Linked DNA regions of Mus musculus: regions 2 and 3 are each linked to region 1. The links are chromatin loops, found by intact Hi-C in ENCODE. Cell type or tissue: left cerebral cortex. All regions are shown on one strand.

The links. Peaks named below come from ENCODE experiments on the same cell type or tissue, not always from the same donor. Only the 100,000 strongest peaks of a DNase experiment are listed, where the experiment ranks them.
Region 2: a loop joins it to region 1, with 5 times the contacts of the local background. A loop is called at or near these places in 3 of 42 quality-filtered maps.
Region 3: it touches region 1 in a loop (2.9-fold over the local background); 3 of 42 quality-filtered maps call a loop at or near these places.

The regions. Positions count from the first base shown.
Region 1 is chr8:68,557,032-68,565,031 of GRCm38, forward strand. Csgalnact1 (chondroitin sulfate N-acetylgalactosaminyltransferase 1) reads right to left here. Exons shown (of 10, transcript NM_172753.5): 3 at 1-89. Among named protein-coding and RNA genes, the nearest start is that of Csgalnact1, 170 kb to the right of the region's middle. In left cerebral cortex, a CTCF peak has its summit at 84 (motif pointing left); DNase peaks (open chromatin) are centred at 48, 1,312, 1,604, 4,718 and 2 more places; H3K4me3 peaks cover 457 bases; H3K27ac peaks cover 1,862 bases.
Region 2 is chr8:68,641,132-68,649,131 of GRCm38, forward strand. It overlaps Csgalnact1 (chondroitin sulfate N-acetylgalactosaminyltransferase 1), which reads right to left. Exons shown (of 10, transcript NM_172753.5): 2 at 4,668-4,804. Among named protein-coding and RNA genes, the nearest start is that of Csgalnact1, 90 kb to the right of the region's middle. In left cerebral cortex, no CTCF peak of the experiment used is centred here; DNase peaks (open chromatin) are centred at 1,368, 3,198 and 3,873; H3K27ac peaks cover 1,810 bases.
Region 3 is chr8:68,682,818-68,690,817 of GRCm38, forward strand. All of the region lies in intron 1 of Csgalnact1 (chondroitin sulfate N-acetylgalactosaminyltransferase 1), which reads right to left. Among named protein-coding and RNA genes, the nearest start is that of Csgalnact1, 48 kb to the right of the region's middle. In left cerebral cortex, no CTCF peak of the experiment used is centred here; DNase peaks (open chromatin) are centred at 1,105, 4,414 and 5,180; H3K27ac peaks cover 2,089 bases.

The DNA of each region.
Region 1 (8,000 bases):
CGCTGGAGTTGCACTTGGCTTCCAAGTCAGGGTCCAGAGGGAAAGTACCGCCCCCTTCTGCTAGCACCGTGTTCAGCTCAGCGCCACCACTGGAGGAAAAAAAATCCATGCAATGAAGTGTTAACAGTAAAAGAGAAAATTCCTCATTTGAGTTTTTCTGAAAAGGTTCACACGCTGCAAGGGTTCCCTCTGGGAATCTTACTACCAGTGACCACCACTGGCATTCGCAACACTAAGCCAGCCTGCTTCAGCCCTGGAGGAAAGCTTTGCTGGCAGGACTAGTGCCTGCCAAAGACGCTGGAGAAGACAGACTGGGTGCTTTTGATTGTCATCCGGCTCCCCACCCAAATCCCGAGATCCAGAACCCCTGCCCAGCCCCCTCTCTGTACATCTTGCCCTCGCTAAAGGATGGTGGGGTGAGTTACGGATGGACCCTACACTGTCCCAGCCCTTGACAAAACAGATGCTGTCAGCTGAGATACAAGCAGAATATGAAGATGTTCAGACCAAAGACTCCCCATAAGTAAGAAAGATTCTGGAGAGACACTAAGGTCCTCATGTGGAGCCTGTAATATACTGTTTTCAATGAACTAACATGGGGCTCACTTCCCCAAGAATTTTCCTTATTTTTATTCTGTCTGTCTCATAATTCAAGTAATGGACATAATATATCCGTTTGTGTGTGTGTATACACACTACATTTCCATTTCACATGCAGGAATGATTAAAAAGTCCAAGATGATTTCTACAAGGCCAAAGGAAAGATTGATAAGCCACTAAAGTCTACAGATGACTTGCTGCCCCCATCCCCACCCCAACCCCCCACCCTGTCTCCATAGGGACAGCCTGCCAGCAAGTGAGTTTGAAGGTTGTTTTCTGTTGTTGTGGGGGTTTTTGGGTTTTTTGTTTGTTTGTTTTTTGTTTTGTTTTTTTGTTTTGTTTTTGTTTTGTTTTTGGTTCTGGGTTTTGTTTTGTTTTGTTTTGCCTCACTGGCATTAACAAATCAGTGGAAATGTACACTGCTTTGCTATAGAAGTAGGGTCTGTTTTCTATCCACACTCTCTCACCCTGGTTTGCTCTGGTTTTAGCAGTGGAAGTGGGGTGTCATCTTCCTGGGAGGGGCAAGTCTCCAGACCTCCAACTTTGACTACTCCTGGCCGAGCTGCCTGCTTCCACACAGCTCTCCTAGCCCAACGCCCCCCGCCCCCCCACCAGCCTAATTAATCTATGTCTAAATGGAGCTGCAGTTGGCAGAGAGGCAGCAGTGTCAACGTGGAATAATCACTTGGACCTGAATCTCAGTTGTTTTCCATCCCTGACAACAAATAATGTTACTTCCCAGCCTGCAGGCCAAGAGCTGAAATGGGTTTATAATTTGCCTTCCAATCAATCTCTGAGTCTCTCTCAACCCCCTAAGTTTTCTCTTCTGTCTTTCAGCATGCAGGAAACAGCCTCGGAGACTCCATCAGGGGCAAGGTCTTTATTGATATCCTTAATGAATATTCTTTGCCTTCTAAGTAAAAAGGTGGAAATCTGCATAATCCCAAACCATGCTGGTTTACATAATGAAAACAAATAGACTGTCGGCTGGTAGCTCTGCAAGATCATTAATAAGCTCCGTCATTCTCTCACCCCAGTGGCTGGAACAGCAGCCTTCAGTCATTTCATATGCACCAAGTCATCCACATTCAGCCAGCCTAGACCCTGACACTAGGCAGGTTGGAATCAGAGGACAAACAGCTCAGCTTCTTCCTCCTTTCCTAGTAAAAGAACTCATTAAAACTCTGCTCCTGGGCTCTGGGAAGTGCATGGTCTCCTTACTAATCCCAAGCCTCTAGCTCCTCCAGAGAGGAATCCTCTCCAGCTAGTAAAGAAAAAAGCGCAATACAAGAATGCAGAGTCGCCAGCAAAACCAAGAGCAGTGACCAGGATAGAAACAAAACAGCATAGTGAAAATTCTCAGAAGATTAACTAAATATGCTAAAGAGAATGGGGTGTGTTCAGCCGGACACAGGCAATGAGCCCTCACCATACCATGGTACCGCTTAGGAAGCCATTCAATAGCCACAACACGCGCATTAATTTTTCCATTATTACAGAGGGGCAGAAGGAGGTTAAGAAATCTGCATGGCTAATATGTAGTAAAGCCAGGATTTTTTTTTCTTCCACAAAAAAAAAAAAAAAAAAAAAAAAACACTGAAAAGAAAAGCAAGCTTGCCTCTTTGTACTACTTGACCCTGTCCACATAGGCACTGGTTGTGATTTGAATGTGAAATGCTCCACCATAGGCTGACATATCTACATACTTAACCCCAGCTGTCAACTCTGTTTGGGAAGGTTGTGGAATTTTAGGAAGTAGGGCCTCACTTCCTAAAGTAGAGGAAATGTATCCCTTTGTGTAAGACTTGAAGATTTATGGCCCAACCCCAATTCCTGTTTATTCTGCTTTCTTAGTGTGGATAAAATGTGACCAACAAGCTGCTAGCTCCTGCCACCACTTTCCCTCTGCCCATCTACATGATCCCCTTCTATGATAAACTTTGGGAACTATAAACCCAAATCAACTCATGTCCCTTAAATTGCTTTTGCTAGGGTGTTTTATCCCAGTAACAAGAAATGAAACTAAGATACTAGTTTCTTATGTGGGTCTTTAGTAATGCAGGTGGGGTCCAAAGTAGCTGGAGAAAAGCATGAACCACTTAGATATTCCACCCGAATCTCTCACTGAGGCCTTGAGAACACAGTCTTCCCTTATTTGCCCCATCTTTCCCCATCCCCACCTCTCCAACAACTAAATAATAAATAAATAAATAAATAAATAAATAAATAAATAAATAAATAAATGAATGGATGGAGATCTCAATGACAAAAACAAATGTTTTCATAAGTCTTCCTAAATAACACAAAGAATATCACAGTATGGGAATGTGCCAAAAGTAAAATTAAAATCCAGTGAACACTTGAGAAGTATCAACACAGAGCTTTGCTTGTGGGATTCTGAAGGTAGCAAGGAAATTATCCCTTAGCCCTAATATGTTTGTTTTGTGTGAGTTCTCTTCCATATCATTTGTAGCCCACACTGTTTTTGACAGTTGAGCTCAGAGAGTGAGGATTAAGGAGGACCTGACGTGGCTTCACTTGTTTAAGTGGTGAGAAGATGGTGAAGAGAAAGGTGGTGTATCCTGTAGCCGCCAATGGCCACCGGTTACTGGGTTCCTAAAAGGAAAGCTGGGGATGGATGGGAAGGACAGTGAGGGAAATACGATGAGCCAAGACAAAGTTCTCTGATCAAGGCTCAACTTTAATTCTTTTTTTTTTTAAAGATTTTATTTATTTATATGTAAGTACACTGTAGCTGTCTTCAGACACTCCAGAAGAGGGAGTCAGATCTCAGATGGTTGTGAGCCACCATGTGGTTGCTGGGATTTGAACTGCGGACCTTCGGAAGAGCAGTCAGGTGCTCTTACCCACTGAGCCATCTCACCAGCCCTCAACTTTAATTCTTGAGTCTGATTTTTAAAGGGGGAAAACCCATTCCCCACTTTGCCAGGATCTCATCAGGAAGGCAAGCTCAGCTGCTCAGCAGGTGGTGGCTTCTTGAAGGCAGCTGCTGATGTGGCAGGACAATAGACTTCATCTAGGTCAGAAGACTCCACCCTAAGTGGGCTAGCCTACTGTGGCAAACAAGGTCTGATTCAGCCCACTCAAGTTTGAGGGGAGGGCACAGTCTCCCTGAGAAATCTAGAGAAAAACTGTACGTGTGGGTTTTAGACATTTTCTATCTGGGACTCTACAGATTGGGATATCCACTATCTCATTTATCCAAAGGAATAGAATTTGCCAACCATTCATTAGCACATTCTCTTCAAATAAACTAGTGTCTCAGATTTTGTTTGTTTGTTTGGTTGGCTTTTGGTGTTTTGTTTTGTTTTGTTACTGTGAAGAGACACCATGACCAAGGTAACACATAAAAGAAAACATTTAATTTGGGCTGGCTTACAGTTTCAAAAGTTCAGTCCATTATCATCATAGTGGGAAGCATGGCAGCATCCAGGCAGACATGGTGCTGGAAGAGTCAAGAGTTCTGCATCTTGATACAAAGGCAGCAGCAGGAGACTGTTCTCTGCAGGCATCCAGGAGAAAGGTCTTTTACCACCCTGGGCAGAACTTAAGCATAGGACCTCAAAGCCCACTCCCACAGTGATGTATTTCCTCCAGCAAGGTCACATCTCTTAATAATGCCACCTCTGTGGGCCAAGCATATTCCAACTGCCACAGCCAGCCTTTACTCCTGTTATGACAAGTCAACCTAAGAACTGTGACCACATTACGAGTAATGCTAGAGCCAGGCTAGTCAATACATCATTCCTTAGACAAGTCTGTCCAACTACCTGTTTCCAATGGTTTCAAAAACACAGCTTGACCAAGACTGTGAAGATGCCTGAAGCTATAAGCCTTCCTCACTTTCGTCAAATTCCTTCCGTTCATCTAACCCATCATGTGTTTCAGACCCACTAATTGGTACAGTAAGGAGGAAGGACTTCAAACATGGCAAATGCAGCAGAGAAAGTGCACCAGTAACCTTCCCAAGCATCCACTGAGATTCCCATAGTGCACATGCAGAACCCTGAGTGACAACTTTTTAAATATGAGTCAGTGGAGTTCTCTGACTGATGGTATTTGGAGTCAGAGCTGGGACAGGATCAGCACTGTATGTTCAGCTTCTAAAATTACCATATTCCTCAAAACTATGTTTCAGAAAAGAAAGCACCCTTGGATGCTAAGCACTGCAAGAAGCATACGACTATATTCGTAACTGCATTCCTTCCACATTGGATAATTTGACTGTAAATAGTGTGATTTGGGCACAACTGATTTCCAAAGCCATGATCCCCACACCCAGAGGTTTCTCTTTGCTATTCTGTGAAATGAAAAACAGGATGAACGTTGTGTCCCTCATTCAGAAGACACAGATACACATTGAGAAAATATCTTCTTCATAATTCTTCCATGAGAGTAGGCCACACTCAATTCCTGCATTGCAGTTTCTCACTTTGATCAACGGAGATAATCTTGTGTAACCCAATTAAACTGTTTAATCACCTGCTGTTCCTTTAATACACAGGGTGAAGGACCAGATAAATGGCTCAGCAGTTAAGAGTGCCTTGTTGCCCTTGAAGAAGACCTGTGTTCAGTTCCCAGGACCTATCTGGTAAGTCACAGCCAGTCATGAATCCAGTCCAGGGAATCTGAAACCCTCTCTTGGCCTCTGCAGGCACCAGGCATACACATGGTACACAAGTGCACATGCAAGCAAAACACTCATTCACACCATATAAAATAAGTAAATCTTAAAAAGAAATAATAAAATGTGAACTATCTTTATGAGAAAACACTAAGGTGTAGGAAAATCAAAATATTTCAGATTACATGGCAATTAGAAACAAATTATGGGGTTTTTGGGGAGTGGGTGCATAAATACAGAGATGCTAATTGACAGTAAAGTCAGAGCTATACCTAGTTGTTTTTTTTTTAAGGAAATATAAGTCTTTCTGTTTGCTGTCTCTCAAAGATGAACACAAGCAAATGTTCCTCCTAAAGAGAGCTCTTTCCAAGGAGGCAGTCTGTAACACTGTAGCTATATCCACACTAACTAACCACTCATTGAACTAGACACACTACCGGTTCTGGACTGGCCCTGCTCAATTTAATAGCATCCAAGATGTGAAGGAGGTGTGAACAGTGCAGTGGGGGAATCTGCAACATTTAATCTAATCCAGAACAAGAAATCTGCCCTGTCATCTAGGTGACTAAGACTTTAGGCAAGTCCTATGGGTGTCTAGTTCAAGGTCTGTAAAATAAAGGGTTGGGACCACATCACTGGTTCTCAGTGAGAGAGTCTGATCCTTGACTGTTGATCTCCAGCCCAGCTGAAAATTCTTGTCTAAAATTAGTCACAGTGGAAGAAGCTGAAAGAAAAAGAGGGATGTGTGAAAATGTTATGATTACAAGTTGGGGGCTTGAAAAGAGTCCAAGCTCTTCAACACTTGAGGTTCTAGACTTTCTTAGTATAAAGATTGATTCATATTCACTGATACAGAGGAGAAAGTCCTAATGCATGTGTCCACATTAGTCAAAAACACCTCTCAGGACTGGTTTCCCCACTTCACAAAGACAAGTCATCCCAAGGAAGACTCAAAGATCAACAACAGCTCATCCAACATTCAATAACCCAGGCAACAGAGATGGCCCCCAAACCACACTACACAATGCACAAAGGTAGATCACCAATATAGCAGTGGGCACAATGGAGATGGGGCATGGCACTATGGTCAAAGTCTATCAGACCTCGGCTTCAGAGATTGCTCAGTTGACAAATTACTTACCACATGAGCATGAGGACTAACGCAGACCCTCAGCACACACACACAAACTAGGTAATCTCAGCACTGGAGAGACAAAGACAGGACAAGCCTTGTAGCTTGCTGGCTCCAGGTTTCATAAGAAACACTATTTAAAAAAAAAAAACTTTTTTTCTTTTATTGGCTATTTTCTTTATCTACATTTCAAATGTTATCCCCTTTCCAGGTCTCCCCTCCGGAAACTCCCATCCCATCCCCCTCCCCTTGCCTCTGTGAGGGTGCTCCCCCACCCACCCATCTACTCTTGCCTTCTAGCCCTGGCATTCCCCTACAATGGGGCATTGAAAGCCCTCAGGCCCAAGGGCCGCTCCTCCCACTGATGTCCAACAAAGCCATCCTCTACCACATATGCGACCAGAGTCCTGGGTCCCTCCATGTGTATTCTTTGGTTGGTGGCCCAGTCCCTGGGAGCTGAAGGGGTGGGGGATCTGGCCAGTTGACACTGTTGCACCCCCACCCCCACATGGAACTGCAAACTCCCTCAGCTCCTTCAGTCCCTTCTCCAACTCCTTCATCGGGGACCCCATGCTCAGTCCAATAAGAGCCTCTCAGGAGACAGTCATAAAGTAAGATAAAGTATTGAGAAAGACCCCACCCAACATTGACCTCTGCCTTCCATGGATATCCAAATATGCATACATACAAATCAAATTATAAAACTACACAACAAATATTAGAAGTTGAAGCACACTTTCAGCTTTGCCATTGTGTCTTCATACGACACTAAGTCACTTGTAAACTATGACGTAGATCAGATGAACCATCTTCAAATCTCTTTCAGAACAGAAAACATACTTGCTTCTTGTGACTGCACATAGAATCTATCTGCTACTAGAATCCTTATCGCATCTCTCAGGTCGTCACAGGCATCTCCTATGCCTCTACTCTGCAGTTGCACAGCCCCAACTTTCTCAGGGGTGACTACTCAGGACAAGTGCCCAGAGCATGAGTGTGAGGAAGAACAGACAAAGTTTGGATTCTCTGCCTTCTTTACAATTCCCTCTGGCTACATACTACCAAGACTCTACTGTGGGCACCAAAGCTTGCTCTACTCTATTCACAGGACCAATGACACAGCTAGATGAAGAATTTCAACCTTTCATCAAAGCTGAACAGACGTTTTTATTCTCAGTGGCAATTTTTGTCATCTTCCCAGATGTGAGCATGTCCATGATGATAGTCAAGAAAAAAAAAAAGTCACTGCAGCATCCTGATGAACTGTGATTAATCTAAAAATGCACCAGGTCTGCTGGATCTGTTTATTTCTTGTCATGCTCCCACTACAAGAGAACTGAGAACATGCCATCTAAATTTTCAGAAACGGACTGTGACATTACAAAATATTTCATCATGAAGATATAAATGCTGTATAAATGTTTATATAATAGACCTTATTCAATTAATCTACTGGATTGAGCTGGTGGAAGGATTAACAGAAAGATCATGGTGTTTACAGCAGAGATGCAGGAAAAATATTATCTCAAGTTTCAAATAAATAAACAGTAATATTGCTTGTACATATGCATCATTTAACAAAACTGCACAGAAAATGCAAATGAGTATTGCCCCAGGGAATCT
Region 2 (8,000 bases), 84 kb after region 1:
ACCTTCATTTAATAATTGAATTCAGGGGAAAAGAACACTATCACAAATCCCAAAAACTGCTGACAACCTCTGTGTCAAACACAATGGAAACTGTGAACCTTTTCTTTTAAACCTCATGTCCAATGTTACACCTCGCACCATCCCTTAGGAGGCTGAACCTGGGGGAACTTACTCCAGCCCCAAAGTCTTCCTAAACCTGCTGAAAGGACACAATCTAGAATCACTTGGGGAGAGAGTGTCCACAAAGGATTACCCAGGTGACTTGGTTTGTAGGAATAACTGTGAGAGGTTGTCTTGATTTCCCTAATTGATATGGGAAAGCCTAGTCCACTATGGGCAGTACTATTCTCTAGCTTGAGGCCTTATATTATACAATAGTAGAAACGACTCTGAGGGCTAGGTATGCATTCATGACATTAAATATGATATGACCTGCTATTTCTAACACCTATTACTGTGACTTCCCTAAAGCGATGACATATATAGCCTTGGAGATAAAATAAGCCCTTTCTCCCCTAAGTTGCTTTCGATGAAAGTATTTTTCATCTCATCTCTCACTAACTCATCTGCCTGTTCCCTGAAATCCTGCCCATGAACAACAGGCTGCCTCTCACAAAAGACACTCTTCCTATCCTTTCTTGATTTTTCTTATCCTCGTGTGCAGTCCTTTGTTTCTGCTAGGCTAGCAGCTACACCTACTAATGTTTTCATAATTCTGTCTTCATTACAATGTCCATGCACGCTTACCTACTCCTGAGGAATCTCTTCCTCTTTGAAATATTCAACAATAGGTCTTTCTGGCTTGTACTGTTAATGGACCATTTTTAGCTGATCTCTACAATTTCCTTCACTGCCTGCTGCAGTAATAAACAGCAGAATCTCAATAAGCCTTTATTGAATTGAGGAATCTGTTATGTAATATCCTTCTTCCACAAAATCAATCTATGCCTCTGAACAAAGCAATACCATTTTAACAGGAGATTACAGCAACCAAGTTTGATCTTGAATATTTCACTTTCATTTATTGCATTTTAAATATTAATAACAATCTGACATTAAATATATATGTGTATACATATATAGTGTCTCCAAAGGCACTCAAGCCACCCTAAACTACTCTGATGCTACCTGTGAAAAGTCAGAAACCATGTCTACTTTCTACATGGGAATCCAAGTATCCACTAACTAAAACACATAGAAATAACTCTAAGACCAGAAGAGCTTCCGCACTACTGAAGACAAGAAAAGTAGAAAATAGAAAGCTTTTTCTCAAGCAGCTTGTCATGTGCTTGAAGAAGAAGAAGAAGAAAAAAAAGGTAACACAAGAAACAAGAAAAGCATATGTTCTCCTAGTGTTTCTATGGTTGGTTTATGGCTTAAAATAGACTGAGCCAGATTCCACTGGGCTCCCATTGGAGGCAGATTTTTGACTGCTTCAGCTAACAGTGGTAAACATGGTTGTCTTGCAGCTTGGGGGCATTGCACTGAGGACCTGGCCCATTCTACTGCTGCCAGGAAAATTAAAGAAATAATGAGGCTAGAATCAGTACAGAATGTCATGAAAAAAACAACAGGATACAAGCTCATGTTCAAAGAAAACACAGATATTGACATTATAACCCAAACAACAAACCTAGGAAGAAGACAGACAAGGTTTGAGGGCAGACCTTAGCATGAACAGCGTGGAGTCCAGGAACCAGCATGTGGGCTCAGGAAAGAAAAATGATGGAGATGGTGGATAAAGAAAACAAAAATAGACTTAAGACTCAAGGGTTAGACAAGCCCAGAACCCAGACTATACACAACAGTTACAAAGATCTGTCTACATTCAACCAGAAGGATTTGGCTCTGCCCTCTTCAATCATTGATTCTCAGCCATTCCTAAAGACGACCTCTTTAGGTCTATATGAGGAATTCATGTGTAGTCTAACTACAGAGGAAATGCTTGTTTATCATAGAAAAACATAAAATTCAGAAAAATACAAGTATGACCAATCATATTATAATTTAACTTCATTTCTGTTATTAATTCGTTCATCGCTGTTTATTCTGAGCTTCTAGGTACAGTACATTGACTGCCCTTAGCTTTTGAGGAGTCACTGTGAACAACTTATATAAAAGTTTCTGCCACTAATAACTTATATTCTATCAGGAGATAAAGGTGGTAAAAAAGTGGTAGAAACAAATGAACATGGCAGCTTGCAAGAAGGCAACCAAAACTGCAGGAAGATGAAGGGCCATTGAGGATGGGTAGATGATGAGAGGTGCAGGACTAGGCAGAGGAGTAGCACAGACCACTATAGCATTCACAGCATGTCAGATTGAGAGCACAACATTAGCAAACTGATATATTTTACATCATACTTTTAATTTTTACATTTAAAATGTGACAAGCAATCCCCAACCCATTAAATATTAATTTACAGTATGGTTTTTAATGACTATGGAGAATTCCAATTTATTAGACACCATATCATTTAACTGTTCTGTTCTATGAGGCAATTAGATTTTTCTTGTTTCTGAATATGTGTGTACATGTATGTGAGTGCCTCTGTGTGTGTGTGTGTGTGTGTGTGTGTGTGTGTGTGTGTGTGTGTGTGTGTAACGAGAAAAGTAAAAATATGAACTTGTACAGAATCAGGAACATGGTGTTCAGTATATCAATACTTTAATACACAGGTCAGAAGTTTTACAAATGTGCTCCAATTCAGTCTCTCTCTCTCTCTCTCTCTCTCTCTCTCTCTCTCTCTCTCTCTCTCTCTCTCTCTCTCTCTCTCTCTCCCCTCCCCCTCCCCTCCCCTCCCCCTCCCCTCCCCTTCCCCCTCCTCTCCCCCTCTCCCTCTCCCTCTCCCTCTCTTTCTCTTTCTTGTTAAACTTTTCAACCACCCACACTTGACAATCTTTCATCAGCCTCACAGAAGTGCTCTGGCTTTCCCATCATTCTACCATCAAGTTCTTTACAAAGCAGAAATACTTTCCATAGTACAGAGGTCTTCCTTAAGTGCCTACATATCACAGAAACTGGTACCAAGAGGAACTAGCAATAACTACCCACTAGATTAATAAATAACAAAAAATTGCAGAGTATTCATGAAGAATTCTGCCTTCCATCTAGCTTTAGGGATGCCTGGAAATGTTTTCCTCCCACTGAAGCTTCCTTCTGCAAACAGGAGTGAGTCATATCTCAGACATATTTAGCACCTTCCTTGCAAGGTGTCAATGCATCGCCGAATGCCTTTAAGATACTGGAAACCACCGTGCAATCTGGACAGCTAAAGAATACTATTAACAACTGAGTAAACGGTAGACAGCCTGTAGAGACAATGCAGAAAACACTTTCATTGTTGTCTCTCTTTCTAGTCATGTCGATGTGACAACTACATAATATTTTGGTCTTGAAATTTAAGCAAGAAATAGATCTTAATAGTTTATAAACTACTTATCTTAAATTCTAGTCATAGCATGGTTAAACCTCGGCTCTTGTTTTTAAAAGAAACATGGTATACTGCCACAAAAAGAAGAAAAAGGACTAAATAAGACTTATACAAAGCTTGGCAAACAAGAAAAGGCTGAACTCCGAAAAGAAAATGGAAAATGTGAACAGAATACAGTGACCATTTATCATTTGAGATGGTTCATTATGGCGACATGCTACTGAATAATAATAGTTTCTCTGTTGTGGCAATAGGACATGCTAAGTTGTGAGCACTGTCTTTCATGCTTCATCAAAAACCTCCAGTCTAGTGCTAACTAGAAGTAAAAGTAATCTGAAATATTCTTCCTCTCCAATGCAGCCTTAGGAGAAGGAGGAAGCAAACATCGTCTTAGCGTTTCAAGTGGGAGGATGCAGACCCTGAGAGAATTAGTACCGTTTCTATGGATGATTCAGTTGGTTAGCTCAAACACTCACTCCAAAGGAACTCAGCTACAAGGCAATGTGGGTTTGAAAGTCCACACTGGGTATCTTAGTTTAAGTCTTTTCGCTATGTATCTGCTCTATCTTGGATGACTAATACTGATTGCCAACTGGGTAAGATTAGAATCACCATGGAAACAACTCTTGAATGTGTCTGAGAGGTAGTGTCTAGATTATATTAACTAAAGTGGAAAGACCCATCGTACGTATGAGATGCACCATTCTATGAGCTGGAATAAAAAAGATAAAGTGTACCCAAGGAGCTAAAAGGATCTGCAACCCTATAGGTGGAACAACATTATGAACTAACCAGTACCCCGGAGCTCTTGACTCTAGCTGCATATGTATCAAAAGATGGCCTAGTCGGCCATCACTGGAAAGAGAGGCCCATTGGACACGCAAACTTTATATGCCCCAGTACAGGGGAACGCCAGGGCCAAAAAGGGGGAGTGGGTGGGTAGGGGAGTGGGGGTGGGTGGGTATGGGGGACTTTTGGTATAGCATTGGAAATGTAAATGAGCTAAATACCTAATAAAAAATGGAAAAAAAAAAAGAGAAAGTGTGTTAAGCACCAGGATTCCTTTCTCACTGTTTCCAGTTATAGATACAATATGTCTTGCTGCCACCACTCCCCTGTACTGATAGACTGTATGTTCAAATTGAGTCAACATAAATGTTTCCTTCTTTAAATCGTCGGATGTTTTATCATAACAATGAGAAAAATAATGTTGACAACATCTTCACAACCAACCTGGTTATGCTCCAGAGGCAATAAAAAGTAGATCATTTGAAGATTCCAGCCACAGAAATGATTGTTTAAAGCTTCTCACACTGAGGACTGTAGATCCACATGGCAACTCTCCAATCTGTCATGCATGTTCAAGGAACCTATTCACAATAAAACAGATATCAGCAAGAAGGATCCCTGGAAGCAGGGGGCAGGTTGGAACAATTATGGCTCTATGAGTAAATGACAATGATTACCATCATTGTTATGTACAATGTGGTCCATACCAAGTTCAGTACTGCTTTGCCCCACCTTCCTCAAACTTCAAGATGTACTATTGAGTGAAAATTGGTTGTTCCTGCCTTTAATTTTCACATCTATACTTGGTAATTTGGTCTGATGTGACTCATACAACCAGATTTAAGTATGTAAGAGCCAGAACTTAATTCATCAGCTTCTACTATAGTGCTAACATTGGGTATTATAAAAGCAGACCTATGGTGTTCACTCTAAGGCCACTAGTGATTCATCTCTTTATCCTTCCTCTAATACAATGTTTTAGAAAAGATTAGAAATAACCATATCATCATCCTTTTAGTTAAGAATATACCATTTGTCTTTCAGTTCATTCATTCACCAAGTATGCACTGTCTATCCTGGCTAGGTACTTTTCTAGGAAACCACAGTATAGCACTGAAGGAGTAAACTCAAGCAGCTTATTATAAAAGAGTTAATAACAGGAAGCAGACAATGTATATAATCCAAATTGGATGAGTGCTATTAATATACTTTATAAGTAAGAGACGAAAGAGAGAGTAAGGGAGAGATAGGGTTTCTGTGGAGATGTTTGAGCAGGGATTAGAAGATAGGTAAAAGAGATAGCCCTATAGACAACTGGTGGAACATCCTTAGAACCAGAGGAATGGCAAGGACAAAGACCTACAGAAACACAATAGAAGAGCCAAAGAATGGCTAAAGATTAGTGACTAGAGTCAAATGAGTAATGAGAGAAATGCAAAAATGTGGAAAAAATGATGACTAAGAAATAGTAAGGTGTCAAGTACACATTTTAGATATATATTTTGAAAACACAACCAAGATTTACTAATGTATTGAAAATGAAATATAAGCAAATGAGAAAGCTATGGATGACTCCTGAACATGTCCTGAACAAAGGATGAATGGCAAGGCCCATGACTAAGATGGAAAACACCATATGCAATAGTTAAAATTGGTTGTCAACTTGATAGGATCTTGAATATCGAGGAGATAATCCTCTAGGCATGCCTATGAAGAAATTGGGTTTAATGATGTGGGAAGACCCACCATAAATATGGGTGGTACCATTCAATAGGCTGTAGTCCAGATTGAATGTAAAGGAAGGAGCTGTGCACACCTGTGGTGGTTTGAATATGTTTGGCCCAAACTGATTGGCCTTAAGATATAGGTTGGATACCCCCACAAGCTTTGTGCCACTATTGGCCTAGCATATCTTTCAGGCAGAACAGAATTCTTGAACATGGGTTTGTGGCTAGGTTGGTGTATACATTTCTCTTTTGGTAGCATGCAGAACACCATGCTATACGAAAGACACTAAAGCATAAGGGTGAAGGCCCTATGTAGGCACCAGCTTCACTTATCAGTGTTCCCTGAGTTTTTTAATCATCTTCAGCAATGGGGCCTTGCTAACTGATGGAACTTAGGTAGGATTCCTTTGTAGTGAATGTTGAAGCTTACAGATAACCAAGATATTCAAACTGTCTAAGAAAGCATTTTATTCAGTTAATGTTTTATTCTATTTACATATATATGTATGTGTATATATATGTATATATATATATATATATATATACATGTGTGTATATGTGTATGTGGTGTATGTGTGTGTATGTTTTGCCTACACATATGTATTTGAACCACATGAGTGCTTAATGCTCACTAAAGCTAGAATAAGTCATTTAATCTCCTGGAGTTGGAGTCGTAGATGGTTGTGAGTTCTCATGTGGGTTCTGGGAAATGAACCCAGGTCATCTGCAAGAGTGGCAGGAACTTCTATCCATCTCTGGCAAATGTTTAAGAAGGCTAGTAACTCTGTAAAGCTTGATCTCATTTTATTCTTGTGGCTGCGCAGTTACTGGTTATGGAAATTGATGCCAATAACTTGAGTAGAACGAATAATTGAGGTCAAGAAAGACCCTTCTACTTCAGCTTAGAGACTGAGGATCCAAGACAAATACTACAAAAGGATATATTAAAATAAAAACCTAATGTTAGGATTCTGTGACAACAGAAAAGTATTACAGCTATGTCTTACACTAACAAATCAAAATATCTTTAAACACTGAAAAAAGAAAAAATTATATACTTCTTGACCTACGAATGAAAGCTCTTCAGAACATGATAGACATTTCCCTGGAGGAGCAGCCAATACATTCAAATGACTGAGGGGGTTTCAGAGAGGACAAGGAAGTCTGTGAGGGAGCAGAAAGAGACTCCTGGCAGTGAACATAAGCCCGGGTTATAATAATGCTTGACAATGATAGAAGTCACTGCATTTAGTGATATCTATTAAGGGTCAGTGTAGAGCTGGGAGCCTTCCATTTCTATCAACATGTGATCCTAAGGAAAGGCTTAAATAGTCCTTCTTATTATCCCTACTTAAAGAGGAGGGAAAACCACATAGATGTTATGCAATTGGTGCCATGAAAAATTAATTCCATAAAGCTCAATGGAATGGATGCTTTTATTCCTGTTTTATGTATGTGGTGTGCATGCGTGTGTGTGTGTGTGTGTGTGTGTGTGTGTGTGTGTGTGTGTGTGTGTGTGTGTGTGTGTGCTGCAAAGCTATAAAAATGTAGCAATTTCATTCGATATGAAGATAAATCTCATTTTAATATACTGATAAGAGTGACAGGAGTCATCAAATGACCCACAAGCCACATTTAAATTCAAGAAGCTCTATTTCTGTTGACATTTCAGCAACTTCACCTTTCACCCTTCACACTTTATCCTTACACAGAGCTAAGCCCAGCATCAGCCCTGTGCATCCCTGTGTGCCAGTTCAAGGCCTCATGTTCCCCCTTCTGCCACGCTGTGCCTCTCCACATACAGAAGCTCATGTAAACCCCTCGGGAGACCCAAATAACAATCTTAGATTCTAGTACTAAATAAAAGAGAGGCAGGATGGGGTTAGACAACTGGTTCTCATGATGATTCTGTTTTAATCTCCTTATTTTCCAACCTCTGTTTCCTCACTTATTTAAAACAAAAGAAGTGAATTGAAATCTCAGGTCCTTGGAGCTGGAAGAGGCCTCACCAATTCAAAGCATATTTAATGCATCTATCAAGCCTAAGTAT
Region 3 (8,000 bases), 130 kb after region 1:
GTGGGAAGTCCTGTGTGGACCCTTGCGGGTGTTGGGCAAGACTCTGCTGGCAAGGTAGCCCGGGGCTCGAGTCTCGAGTCGAGCGGAAGGGACTTGTGCCCCAGATCAGGCCCGGGTAGCCTGCTTCCCTATGTACCGCAGTCTCGAGTTCCGCGCGATTGGATTGGGGCAGGCACTGTGGTCCACTCACCAGAGGTCTTAGGGTCCCGTGGGGAGTCCCGTGTGGGCCCTTGCGGGTGTTGGGCAAGACTCTGCTGGCAAGGTAGCCCGGGGCTCGAGTCTCGAGTCGAGCGGAAGGGACTTGTGCCCCAGATCAGGCCCGGGTAGCCTGCTTCCCTATGTACCGCAGTCTCGAGTTCCGCGCGATTGGATTGGGGCAGGCACTGTGGTCCACTCACCGGAGGTCTTAGGGTCCCGTGGGGAGTCCCGTGTGGGCCCTTGCGGGTGTTGGGCAAGACTCTGCTGGCAAGGTAGCCCGGGGCTCGAGTCTCGAGTCGAGCGGAAGGGACTTGTGCCCCAGATCAGGCCCGGGTAGCCTGCTTCCCTATGTACCGCAGTCTCAAGTTCCGCGCGATTGGATTGGGGCAGGCACTGTGGTCCACTCACCAGAGGTCTTAGGGTCCCGTGGGGAGTCCCGTGTGGGCCCTTGCGGGTGTTGGGCAAGACTCTGCTGGCAAGGTAGCCCGGGGCTCGAGTCTCGAGTCGAGCGGAAGGGACTTGTGCCCCAGATCAGGCCCGGGTAGCCTGCTTCCCTATGTACCGCAGTCTCAAGTTCCGCGCGATTGGATTGGGGCAGGCACTGTGGTCCACTCACCAGAGGTCTTAGGGTCCCGTGGGGAGTCCCGTGTGGGCCCTTGCGGGTGTTGGGCAAGACTCTGCTGGCAAGGTAGCCCGGGGCTCGAGTCTCGAGTCGAGCGGAAGGGCTGTCCATTTTTTTTAAACCAAGGATAGCATAGAGGCTCAGGAAGAATGGGCCCAGCAGTACCTCTGAGTGGCAGGGCAAGCAAGATCCTCTCAATTCTCATGATGTCTCGAACAAAGGAATAACATCTAATCTCTCTCCTACCACATAAGCAGACTCAGGCATGTTATTTAGCTGCTCTGAGCTTGTTTTTTCATCTATGCCTAGTCATCTCCATCCCACAGGGAAGAACAAGTGAGAGTACAAGAATAAATTTAAAGCTAACCTTAAACGCTGTTTGCATGTCTGTAATTCTAGCACTTAGGACCCTGAGGTAGGGGAATTAAAAATGTAACAGAAACACTGATTGGGCAGTGGGGGAGATAAGGACTATCACATTTATGCTTATCTGTATTTTTGTTATCATTCTTCTTTCTAAGGCGTATCTGAATACACATGTATGTGTACACATATGTATGTGTGTATACTTGCATGTGAAGACTGGATGTCAATGTAGAATATCTTCTTTAATAACTCTGTACCTTATGTTTTGTTACAGGGTCTCTCACTGAACCTGGAGCTCACCAATTTGGTTAGATGGACTGGTCAGTAATTCCCAGGCACCTTCTTGTATCAACCTTCCCAATGCTAGGACTTTGGACACATGCCACCATTCTCAGTTTTTAACATGGGTGACAAGAATCCATGCTCACAGTCAGCTATTGGATGGATCACAGGGCCCCTAATGGAGGAGCTAGAGAAAGTACCCAAGGAGTTAAAGGGATCTGCAATCCTATAGGTGGAACAACAATATGAACTAACCAGTACACCCCCCTGCACCCCCCCACCCCGAGCTCGTGTCTCTAACTGCATATGAATCAGAAGATGGCTTAGTTGGCCATCAGTGGAAAGAGAGGCCCATTGGTCGTGCAAACTTTTATGCCACAGTACAGGGGAACGACAGGGCCAAGAAGTGGGAGTGGGTGGGGGAGCGTGTGGGGGACTTTTGGGATAGCTTTAGAAATGTAAATGAAATAAATACCCAATTAAAAAAAGAACATAAAAATAAAAAAATAAAATAAAATAAAAAAAGAATCCAAACTCAGGCTTCATGGCTGCACCTCACTTTACTGACATCTGCTTGGCCCTATTTTCAACATTTTTTTAGTACTGGTGGCAAGTTAAGGAAACAGAGTGAGAGCTGAATTCATTGAGATGCTGGCTTGTGTTTTAGTTAAAAGTTTGTATACAAGTAGGTACATTTTTAAGGAAAGAAGTTAATTTCATCTTTAAGTCTCTGGAAAAGGACTTAAGCTTCGTCTCAGTGACCATCAAAGAATCTTGATGTTATTAATCATTCTTATATAAGAAATGTGTACTTGTATAATCATGGTTCCCTTATCAAGGGATACAATCCAGAAATGCCTTACAGGATGATTTTATTCTTGTAGAAACAAACACCATAGTGTGTACTTGGATAAACTAAGACAACTACAACATTATCAGTGACAGAATTATATGTGACCGTCATCATACACAGTCATTCTCTCACAGATCATTTTTGTGGCAGATGACTGTAGCTGTCAAGCTAAACCATCCTAAATCCAGTGATAAGGAGCAAGGTCTTGCTTTCAAGGGGCTCAGGCTGGTAAGATGAGAACAGAAAATTAACAAGCAAATGGGAGCTGGAGAGATGGATGGCTCAGTTAGTAAAACACTTGCCTTGAAGATGTGGAGATCTGCACTCCATCTCCAGAACCCACTAAAAACAAGCAAACAAACAAACCAAACCCTAAAAATCATAATCACAACCCCCTTAAAGCATGGAGTCTATGTTTTGTGTTGGTCAACTACTCCTGAGCATGGGGCCTACCCTGGAGTGTGGTTGATATACCCAGAATCACTACATTAGAGAACGAATTATTTTTGTTATTGTCATGGTTTGGTTTTTTTTTTGTCTTGTTGGTTATTGTTTTGTTTTGAATGGGTAAGAAAGTGCATGTGTGTGTATGTAGTACATGCCAGCACACTTGGATTTATTTATTTAATCATTTTAATTACAGACATTTCTTATTTTACCTCCTTCATACAATATATTTGGATTGTATTCCTTCACTGCCCCTAAATCTTCCCAAATCTCCCCACCTCCCTATATTTCTAACCTCACATCCTTTCTCCCTTGCTATAGGACACCAGAATCTCCTGGTTCCAACTACATCTCAGAAACTTCCCTACTGTCCCTCTCAAATACTCCACACCCTGAACTGAACTGATCATGGCCTTGGCCCCTGTTTATTTATCTTCTCAATAGTAGAATTATTCAATATTGCCTGTCAAGATCTTTACGTGTGTGTGTGTGTGTGTGTGCATGTGCGCCTGCATGCATATGTACACAGGCATGTGTGTTCTACAGCATGCAAAGCTCAAGTGACCTTGTAGCTGGGAAACACCTGCTGAACTCATGAAGCAGAAAGGAGACCAGGGGGGCTGGATGCTCAAAGCACAGCTTTCTGATGGGGTCTTGGAGCTCTCACTAAGAGAACCTTGGACTTTCAAAGCTCAACCTGACTTGGAATATTCTGAAGTATCTGGAGGGCTTTTACATGGAGGAGTCTTCAGGTTACTTATGTATTTAGAATGTTTAGCATAGGTGTCAGTCCATAAAAGCTCAGGGATAGCCTGTGGTAACTCAGAGTAAAGACCTTCCATTTTCCAAAGACTCCTTTGAGAATATTCATTCAAGCCAGCAACAGAGCAAAACATATGGTCATGGCTTGGTTAGGTCCATAAGTGATTCAATTGCTGGTTTGTCCCATTCTCACATCACAGCTTGCAAGGAGACAAGCTACCAAGTCCCCATAGCTTTGATTCTTCCTCCTTAAGGAATACTTCTAGGAAAAGTTCCTAATTAACCAGCTTAAGCTATGTCCCTGGAAATGATCTGTGACTTCTGGCTTAAAATATTAAAAACCTCAGAGAAAGCTATAAATTAATGTAATTGTCTCTGTCATTCTATAAAATGCATAATTGAAAATTAACACAGCTTGACTATATCTAGGGACTGGGCAGAGTTTATAGTCCATGTACTAGGAAATAATTACCATTCAGTAAGGCTGTGGCAGCCTAACCTCTGGTTTGCTTTATAGCACTTACCATGAGGCAGTAAGAGCATCTCTAAGAAGGATGGGTCCCTTAAAAGACAAGGATCAGTTTAAGGATTATGTACTTGGAGACAGGAAACACACCAAGTTTACCACCAAGACTTCTCCAGAGGAAGGAGGGAGAGCAAACAGTCCGGTTATCTGGGATATTTTATTCCTTTTGTTTTAAAATAATCTGAAGCAGAAAGGACTTAACACAAGTATTTATTAAGTTCAGGAAGGGGGAGGTGAGTGCCTGTTGTCTTTCTCTCTGTGCTTTTCTGTAGGAAAAAAATATCCAAGAAGAGAGAGCATGTTTTGAAGGAGGGAGATGCTTCATTTAACATTTCTTGTAAAATGTGTTAAATCGGGTAGGAGGCCTATAATTACTTCTTCACAGTGCAGTTTGCCAGTTTGAGAAGCAATTCTCCTGAACTCATCCTCAGACTTTGTTCTGTTTTATTAATACTGGAGAACCAACTGGAGTGCTGTTAAATGCTTTCCAGGTTGCCCAATGCATAGATCCCTCCCTTATTCTGTTTCTATGCTCTCAGGTAGAATATGGTTCCTGGAAATAGTAGTTATTATAATAGATAGAGAGAAATATCGTCTTAGTCCCAGAGGACTTTAAGGAAAACTGGCTCTGTAGCCTCTGCTTCTTTCAGCAACTGCCAGTGTCCAATAGGTTGAGACCAGACTTTATGTAGTCCTTTTCCTTCTTAATGTCTGTTTTATAGCATAAACATGTCCCAGAAGCTAACCGAACTTTAGGTTCTTATAGCCCTGTAAAGGATAGCTGACAGTCCTCACATTTAGTCTAATCCCAATACGAGGTAAATTGTCATCTGGTAACACAGCTGAGTTGTATTCCAGGGAATAAAAAAAGAGGTGGGAACTGTTTTTGGAAACTCATATTTTTACCCAAATGTGTTTATCAATCAATTTTATAGCAGTCATAGATATTTCTCTCTTTCACAAAGGTGTGTCAGAGAAGAAGTAGAGAAAGAATTCTAAGCAACTCAGTAATAAATTGCACAAGAGATGGCTACTGTGATGAAATCCAGTAGATTGGATCCTGTGTGCTGATTGACAAGAAGTGGTGTGTGCTGTGGCTTCTATTTAAAGAAATGAACACTGCCAAATAAAGCTAAACCTTATCTGGAAGCTTTTACAGCATAAACCCCAAATCAGCAATACTAGCACACTTAAAAATTCATATTTTTTCAGAATCTTAATTGCTGAATGTGTCATAAGCTATAAAAAGAATGAACATGGAAGAAAAAATACTGCCTACCACCCTGCAGATTAAATGGCTGATTGCAGGGTCCTGGCAGGCTTCTTGGGGCTGATTCTGTGTGGACCACACTGAGTGCTTGGAGGCCAGGCTAACACACTGCCATGGCCACAGGCATTACTCTCTTGTTCCTTGCTGTGAGATATAATATTCCTCAATCTAGAAAAGGATAAATTAACCATGTATAGTGTCATTGATCTCCCAGATGCTATCATGAGACTCACTTTCCCAAAACCTTGTCTCTGAACCCTGATGGAGGTACTAGCCCCCAGGACAGGGAGCAAGCTATGAGCACAAGGACAGAGCACACGGTGTTGAAGTTAGGATCAAAACTCACAAGTCCAAGACCAAAACTCATGCTTCTTCATGCATTCTCTACTTACACAAGGGGCGCCATGCCTAAAGGTTGTATTTGTTGTAGTGTGATGTTTGGATAGATGCAAACAATTGTAAGTTTATATTATGTGTGTGCATGCACATGTGCACATGCCTGCACAGGTCCTCACACACATGTATGTATGCATGTGTATAAGCCAGAGGTGAATAGTAAGCAACTATTCGCTTCAATTTTTGAGACAGCATCTCTCTCTAAACCTCGAGTTCTCAAATTTGCAAATTTGAGGTTAAGCTGGTCATTTGTCTTTTTGTACATTTATTATTTCTCTGTGGAGAGGACATTCAGAATTCTGTAATCCTGTGAGGTTGCCAAGGAGCAGGGGGCAAGTTAATGCTGAGACCTGCCCTCTATTATACTTGAGGCAAAATTGTCAGCCTCATGAATAGTCAGCTCACTGTTTGCCCAGCTTTGCTCACTGTGAAGCTGGGGAGGAAGCCCTTTCCAGCTCTTTCTGTCCACATCTCCAAATGTAAGTTAAAGTTTCTCTTTATTGTTTTACCCGTCTCTCAACCAGCAACCATCCTGCTTATCTACAAATATCAAAAGCCATCTTAAAGAGTACCCATCTGGGAGAGGGCTCAGTGGATAAAGTACTTGGGACACAAGCATAAGGCTCTGAGCTCAGATGCCCAGATCTGTGTACAAAGCCACGTGCATCAGTGAACATTTATAATCCTATAGCTAGGGAAGCAGAGATAGGAGGCTCACCAGCCAGAAATTTTTGATTCTAATCCAGGGTTTCTACCCTGCCTTTGATGGTTTGGTTCCTGGATAAAAGACACACACACAACCTTTATATTACAATAAGCCATAATCAGCACTAGAGCTGGGCAAGCATCGACCCTCTATGCTATTAAAGTCTATTTCCTATCAATAACTCTGAGTTACTACTTACTACATTTCATCTGGGATGCTTTCTTTCTTTCTTTCTCCCTTTCTTTCTTTCTTTTAACATGGGCCAATTTGGGGTTTTTTTTAAGCAATTTTTATTAGATATTTTCTTCATTTACTATTCAAATGCTATCCCAAAAGTCCCTTATACCCTCCCCCCACCCACCCTGCTCTCCAACCCACCCCCTCCCGCTTCCTGGCCCTGGTATTCCCCTGTATTGGGGCAAATTATCTTTGTAAGACCAAGGGCCTCTCCTGCCAATGATGGCCGACTAGGCAATCTTATGATACATATGCAGCTAGAGACATGAGCTCAGGGGGTACTGGTTAGTTCATATTGCTGTTCCTCCTATAAGGTTACAGACCCCTTCAGCTCCTTGGGTACTTTTTCTACATCTTCCATTGGGTGCTATGTGTTCCATCCAATAGATGACTGTGAGCATCCACTTCTGTATTTTCCAGGCACTGGTATAGCCTCACAAGAGTCAGCTATATCAGGGTCCTATCAGCAAAATCTTGCTGGCATATGGAATTGTGTCTGCGTTTGGTGGCTCATTATGGGATGGATCTCCATGTGGGGCAGTCTCTGCATGGTCCTTCCTTCTGTCTCATCTCCAAACTTTCTCTCTGTAACTCCTTACATGGGTATTTTGTTCCCCATTTTAAGGAGGGACAAAGTATCCACAGTTTGGTATTCCTTCTTCTTGAGTTTCATGTGTTTTGGAAATTTTATCTTGGGTATTCTAAGTTTCTGGGCTAATATCCACTTATCAGTGAATGCATATCATGTGAGTTCTTTTGTGGGTTACCTCACTCAGGATGATGCCCTCCAGATCTATCCATTTGCCTAAGAATTTCATAAATTCATTGTTTTTAATAGCTGAGTAGTACTCCATTGTGTAAATGTACCACATTTTCTGTATCTATTCTTCTGTTGAGGGACATCTGGGTTTTTTCCAGCTTCTGGCTACTATAAATAAGGCTGCTATGAACATAGTGGAGCATGTGTTCTTATTACCAGTTGGAACATCTGGATATATGCCCAAGAGAGGTATTGCTGAATCCCTCAGTAGTACTATCCAATTTTCTGAGAAACTGCCAGACTGATTTCCAGAGTGGTTGTACAAGCTTGCAATCCCACCAGCAATGGAGGAGTGTTCCTCTTTCTCCACATCCTCGCCAGCATCTGCTGACACCTCAGTTTTTTATCTTAGCCATTTTGACTGGTGTGAGGTAAAATCTCAGGGATGTTTTGATTTGCATTTCCCTGATGATTAAGGATGCTGAACATTTCTTCAGGTGCTTCTCAGCCATTCGGTATTCCTCAGTTGAGGATTCTTTGTTTAGCTCTGAGCCCCATTTTTTAATGGGGTTATT